Linked DNA regions of Mus musculus: region 1 is linked to region 2. A link is a contact called in ENCODE Hi-C or POLR2A ChIA-PET data. All regions are on one chromosome and are shown on one strand. Each heading gives the region's core, a stretch centred on a gene start or an enhancer-like site at or near the end of the contact. The rest is flanking DNA. Distances are from core to core; before and after follow the strand shown. Region 1 holds the start of Plekhg6 (pleckstrin homology domain containing, family G (with RhoGef domain) member 6). Region 2 holds the start of Tuba3a (tubulin, alpha 3A).

What was found. Hi-C counts contacts between places; a loop is a spot of excess contacts on that map. ChIA-PET counts read pairs that join two places held with the same protein, here RNA polymerase II (POLR2A).
Region 1: a loop to region 2 is called in a map of regulatory T cell, with 2.1 times the contacts of the local background. The contact joins the promoter of Plekhg6 here to the promoter of Tuba3a in region 2. A Hi-C loop is called at or near these places in 2 of 37 maps with a recorded cell type or tissue (mouse embryonic stem cell and regulatory T cell). POLR2A ChIA-PET finds 5 or more read pairs at or near these places in 1 of 5 experiments (Patski).

The regions. Positions count from the first base shown.
Region 1 is chr6:125,378,931-125,382,084 of GRCm38, forward strand. It overlaps Plekhg6 (pleckstrin homology domain containing, family G (with RhoGef domain) member 6), which reads right to left and starts at 1,574. Exons shown (of 17, transcript NM_198604.2): 1 at 1,420-1,574; 2 at 825-1,046.
Region 2 is chr6:125,284,027-125,287,372 of GRCm38, forward strand. Tuba3a (tubulin, alpha 3A) reads right to left here and starts at 2,055. Exons shown (of 5, transcript NM_009446.3): 1 at 1,942-2,055. The coding sequence starts at 1,944.

The DNA of each region.
Region 1 (3,154 bases), core at 324-2,823, 94 kb after region 2:
GCTGGATTAGTGATGAACGAACGTCTCCACAGGTTGGAGAGCAAGGAAAGACAAGAGGACAGAGTGGGGAAGAAGAGGGCCAGATGGTGGGGGGTGTGTGCTATCTATAAGCTAGTAGGGGGAGGGCAGGGCCAGGTGCATGCTGGGTAGGAACATCTGCTTTATACTTAGGATACATTCACACTTCAGCCTCAGAGGATGCTGTAGTCTCAAGAGCAGCTGGGAGCAAGGGTCACAGAAATCTCTAGCACTCTAGATAGCCCCAGGTAGAAGGCGGTCTCTTGTACCTAGATGTCTCCTTTCCTGTATTACCTTTGTCAACACTGCACAAACACCATGAACTGGGACAGGTAAAGCTGACTAGAGACAGACAAGTGGGTTTCTCATGTTGGAACAGACTATGGGTTAAGAACGGCTTTTATTTTATTTTCTGATTTGAGATAGGAGGACCTCTTAATATAGCCCAGGCTGACACACAGTGTAACCCAGTCTAGGCTACCTTCCAACTCTGCATCCCCCTGCCTCAGTTTCTAGAGTGCTATGATCACAGATGTATTCTATCATGCTTTGCAACGTTTACATTTTTAAATAATGGGGGGGGGCAAAAAAGGAAAAATAATATTTGGGGAAAGAGAACAATACACCCAGTTCACACTCCATGAGTTACAGCTAGTTTTATCACGGTTCAGCCAGCCAGCCACCCTTACTGGTCGGCTGGCCATCCTTGGCTGCTTTTCAGTTAGTCGCAACTGAGACTCAATAGACAAGAGACTCTACAATATAGCTTTTCTGTCCCTTTACTGAGAAGTCTGTACATGCCTTACCTGGAAACCCCACACGTCCACGTACAATCTGGCGAAGTCAGGAGAGCTGTCAGACAGGGTCTGGAGGGATGCCCCTAGTTGAGGCAGCCCGCTGGTCTCCCACTAAGCTCCTTTCCTGGCCGCCGAGGGCACCACCAGGGATAGAGCTGGAAGTCAGATGCAGGACTCCACCCCTCCTTTCTAAGCCTGGATGGAAGACCCATCCCTTGCAGTGGGCAGGGCCTGAAGGGAAGAGGCCCTTAATGGGAACTGGACTCAAGAACCCTATACAGGGGTTGGTTTCCCACCAACTGGGCTCTAGAAACCTCCCATTTCTCTCTCCTAGCTTACTCTGACTTACTCGCAGAGGAGATTGTTCATTGTGTCTCCCGCCCCGGGACAACAACAGTCCAGCCCCCGAAGGCAGTCCCCCGCCCCTCCTTCTCCCTCCCCCTTACTATCTCTCCCCACGTCCACCTTTTCTATCTTTTCCCAGGCCCAGCTTTTCTCCCTCCCTCGTACCCAGCCTCCTTCCCTCCTCCTTCTGAGGCCCCGCGACCCTGTCCCAGATCCCCGGTTCCCTGGCCGCCCGGCACTCGCCCTCCCAAGTGCTCACCTGTGAGCGCAGGTGTCCGAGCTTCCGCTGTCCTTGACGTCCGCTGGATACTGTGGAAATCTGGGTCGTTGTCAGCTTCCTTGGCGATGGCAGCCCCACTGTCCCAGCCTGGGACTAGGACCGAGCGGCCCGCGGGACCAGGCAGCACGGGGCCGGGAAGGGAGGTGAAGGTGGAGGCAGAGGGGCGGGACGTGGGCTGGCACCTCCCCCTCCCTGCGGGCCTTGCAGCGTCGCGGTCCTGGTCACCCGGACAGAGAGGGTAGGGAGCCGGACTCTCCGTACACCAACCCCAGACCAGGAGTGCTCACTTCTCGGTGCGCACCTTTCCCTTTCTTTTGCACCTGAACTAACCAGCAATCTGTCACCTGGTCGGGGCCAGGGGCTGGAACCTTGTGCCACCCGCAGGCCACCAGCGTGTCCTCCCTTCCCGGCCAGACCCCTGCCAGGCGCCAGGGTAATGAGGGATAAATGAAAGGTTGGGCGCCGCTATGCGGAGGCGGTGAGGTAATGACCAAGCGACCTGTGGCAGGTACACATCCCTTGTTTGCACCAGGCCCCTCTTGCCTGTCCTAGACCGTTACCCTGAAAGGGAGCCAGCCTAGCATCAGGAAGGGCGGAGGCCCAAGGATTCTCAGCCCCATGGCTGTCCTCTGGCCATGGAGTCCAAAGTGTAGCCCTTATCTCCAGTGAACCTGCTGGCCTGCCCTGGCAACAGGGAGGAAGGTTCTGTGGACTTTGTGTCTTATTGAGGGAGGCATCAGGGGCCAAGCTTAGACCATACCCAACACTACTCTCATTACTTAAGCCTGGAGGGAGGGGGCATACCAGGGGAGGGTACCCTCCCACCGGACTGCACTTGGGCCAGTGTGGCCTTCCCAAGGGCTACACAGACTGAACAGTTTCTCCGAAGTGGTACAGCACTGGCTGGGCGTGATGTGAAAGGCATCCCCGCCCCCCCGCCCCCACATTCCCAAGTCCTGTCGTCTGGTCTGAGGGAAGAACTGAGAGTTATATCATCCCATGGATGTGTGATCCAGAGGTGGAAGTCTCGGTGGGGGGGGGGGGGAGGGGGCGGGGAGATGGGCAGGTCTGAGGTCCACTTTGGGATCTTCCTTCCGCCAATGGACTAGACTGGGTCTGGTGCAACCTCTTACCACACAAAGCATCCCGAAGTACACAAAACCCTTTCAGAAGTGTCTCCCTGTGTTCAGAGGAAAAACAAAACAAAACAAAACAAAAACAAAACAAAACAAAAACAAAACAAAACAAAACAAAAACACCTCTAATTCTCACCCTCTCCCATGGCTCCTTTCAGCCTGGAGAGGCATCTTTGCCATCGGTTGCTTGAATGTGTGTTCCTGTTCCCAGTCACAGATTTGTCCTTCAGTGTACTTTTTTAGAATATGATGTTGTGAGGTCTCAGTGTTACAGAGGAGCTGTCCTGACCTGTGGTTGCCTCCATCCTGCCTTCTGCCCCCCCAGGTGTGTGTGTAGGGGGGGGAGCGGAGAAGGAGTTGGATGAGAACCATGTTTGTCAAGAATGCAGGTTTTGCCTGTTCCTAGCATTCACACTGTGGGGGGCCAGGAGAAGAGGAAGACATATCCAGGGATGATGAGTAGCCATGAGAGAGAGAGAGAGAGTTAATGAACCAGTTGGTGCTGATTACTGGCCATATTAAATGACACCCCAAAGACACTGGTGCTGAGGACTTCTCCTCCCACTGATTCTCAGACA
Region 2 (3,346 bases), core at 805-3,304:
CAACTCCTGCCACTGTCTTCTGATCTCCACTGGCAGCCACTCATGCCAATGAATGCAATAAAAAATAAAGCAAATATAGTCCCTTATCTCGTTTTTTCCTTATCTCGTTCTTAAGGCTCAGCAAGGTTTCTATGTCTCAGAAGTAAACAGAACCCCCCAAAAGAAAAAAAAATCACTAAGATTCTTCAATGAAGCAGATTTTTTTTTTTTTTGAGGCAAATAGTAAGATTCTACTGAATCTGCAGGTAACTTAAGTTTCTGAGGGTTAATTTGAAAAAAGTGTATGCAAAAACATCGTGCTAATTAGTTCTGGTCACGTGGGGAGAGGGAACAAGAATGTCTGTGGGTATTTTCTTGATTAATGACCCACGTGGGTGGGCCCAACCCACAGAGGGCAGTGTAAGGCCTGGGCTAGTTAAGAAAGCCGGCTGAGTAAGCCGGTTTGCGGATTCCTCCATGGTCTCCTTCAGTTCCTGGTCAGGTTCCTAACGGCAGTCAAATACATCCTGCCTGGAGTTGATTTGGTCAGTGTTTTATCGCAGCAACAGAAAGCAAACTAGATAGAGCCTGTTGCCAAATCCCATGCCTATCAAGGACTGTGCCCTGAGAACAAAGTAATGGGACGACACTGCCCCTGCAACAAGAAAAAAGTTTTAAAGAAAAAAAAAAAAAAACGATCAAGCTCGGTGTGGGGGGGTCCATGACAGTAGCCAGCTCAATGAGGAGCTGAGGTAATAAGAGGCGTTTGAGGCCAGCTCAGATGACGAGAGCCCATCAGAGAAACAAAGACAAGTTCTGGCTGTTTAGACCCAGATCGTATGTGAACACAAGTATCTAAGAAGTCCTCTGCCTGGGGCCGGAGAGTTTGTGTGGTGGGTAGGAGAGCTGTCTTGCAGAGGATCAGGGCTCAGTTATCAGGCTCGCCACGGCCTGACTCCAGCTCCTGGGTCTTCCACACCCTCTTCTGGCCTCTCTGGGAAACTGCACTCAGGAGCACATACTTTGCAGAGACATACATGCACAGCGATTTCAAAGAAAAAAAAATCTAATAAATTAGGTTCTCAGCCTTATTTTATTCTTCCCTTAGGACAAGTTTTTGTAGTCCATGCTAGCTTCAAATGTACTCAGACTAATCTTGAAATCCAAATGTCCTGCTTGGGACTGTGGCATGCGCCAGCACACACCTCAAATGTACTTTCTAATACCAACAATGGATCCCACTTATAAACCATGAAATAAGAAAAACAGCAGTAGCCACAAAACTTATATAAAAGTTCTTTGGCAAGCTTGGTGGAGCTGGTGGCCTGTGATCTTGACGGAGTGGAGGCAGAGAGGGCAGGCCTACCAGGGGCTCTACGGCATTTCCCAATCATAGTAAGCTCGAGACCCGAGCACAGGCTCTTTGGACTCAGTAACTTTCACTTTCCTAGGTGGACGAACATTAGACCAGAAAGCCTGGTGGCTTCTAGGATCTTCTGGAACCCAAGCCATCACTGGTTCTCGCACTCAAGGCCACTGGTACCAGTAAACAAAACAAAAGTTCCCTCTCCAGAAACCTATCTGCCACCTTCTTTTGTTGCTTTTTTTCTTAAGGCTGGAGGCCCACGAGACTGAGGCTGGCCGCGAACTCTTGCGCCTCTTTCATCAGCCTCCGCGGGGCTGGGACTCCGGGCTGGAACTGCATCCCAGCATCCTGGAGCTTCACAGGTGCTAAGAAGCCGAGCATCTCATTCACACGCACTTGCATGGTGAGGAGTCTAGAGGAGACTGCGGGCTCCTGGGCTGCTCTGCCAACGCCCACCCTCACAGGAGCTGGGGTTGCGAGGAAGCCCTAGCCTCAGAGGAGACGGAGGTCAACCTCCCGTGGGGCCGACCCCCCCAGAGGCCCCGAGGCCAACCACCCCGGCCTGGGACTGCTCCCACCACCCCGGCCGCTCTCACCATGCTGAACTCCGGAGACCCGCTCAGACGCCGCCTCGGCCGTTCCTCACCACTGGTCCTCAACCGCCTCTGGTCTGCGCGCTCAACAGTCCAGGACGGATGTGGAGTCCAGGCCGGGGCTCATTGGCCCAGAGCGCCTTAGGGGCGGCCTTAGGCTCCACATCCCACTAATGATTGGATGTGGCTCAAGTTGCAGTGCTGGCACTTTCTGATTGGATGTGGCTTTGGCGGGAAGGCTCTGGAGTGGCTGGAGGGGGACAAGCATTGAGGAGCATCTGAAAATGGGGGGTGGGGGGAGGTGTGTCTGCGCGTCCCCGACATCCAACTTAGCATGGAACAAGTGGGGCGCTCAGGTCTTGCTTATCTGCGTATGTTATCTGCGCATCGGCGATGGAGGGATGCCCTAGCAGCCCTGCACACTATCCGTACCTCTGTCCTCGCCTTTCCTCCTTTCGCCTCACCTCACACAGCCTTACCTCACTTGGGGCAGAAAAGCTGTTCAGCCTCCCTCGCTTTGGAGGCCACCAGGTCGTGCTTCTCCAGAGACCATCTGCCAAGTCTTGCGTTGGGACCCAGAGCTGTTTTGGAAGTCTGTGTGAGCAGTTGCCTATTCCGACATTATTTACTCGGAGAAGGTTTTGAAAGGATTTGGGTATGCAGCCCTGGCTGGCCTCCAAAGCTTGTAGCCCGGGCTGGCAGAAGTTGAAACTCTGTCTCAGGCTACCTCAGAGCTGGGGCTATAGATGTGTGCCATGCCTGGTGGCAACCAGACCTTCAATCTGCAATTTGGAGGAAACATAAATTAGTCAACATACCTATCTTTCCTCAGGATATCGAACTGCACATAATGAATTGTAGGCTGTGCCATGGTGTTTTTGTTTGTTTGTTTGTTTGGGCAGAGTCTCATGTATCCCACCCTGGTCTTGATTTCCCCTGTAATCAAGAATGGATTTGATCCTTCTGACCCTCTAATCTCCACCCTCTGAGTCCTGGGACTGCGGATCTGCATCACAAGCTGGGGACACACTCATGGCTTCAGAGATGCTTAGCCAGCACTCTACCAAACCCAGCTACAACTCTAATCCCCAGTGCTGTGTTTACAAGAAACATTTTTTTCTGATTATGAGATTAACACATTCAGAGTAGAACATGTGGGAAAGGCAGCAATAAAATAGAACACCAACAACCACGCATGTCTCTAGAGAAACACATTTCAGCTGTCTTTCATCCTGGCGTGCATACATTTATGACTTGTTTTATAACTAGAATCAAACATGATTTTTTTTTAAAAAAATTCTGCAATAAACATTTTTTGGAACAGAATCTTCTTGATGCAGTCTTATTGTTGGGGATCTGATTTGGTCGCTAGGCATTTGAAACCCAGGAAATTTATATCCATATCCCG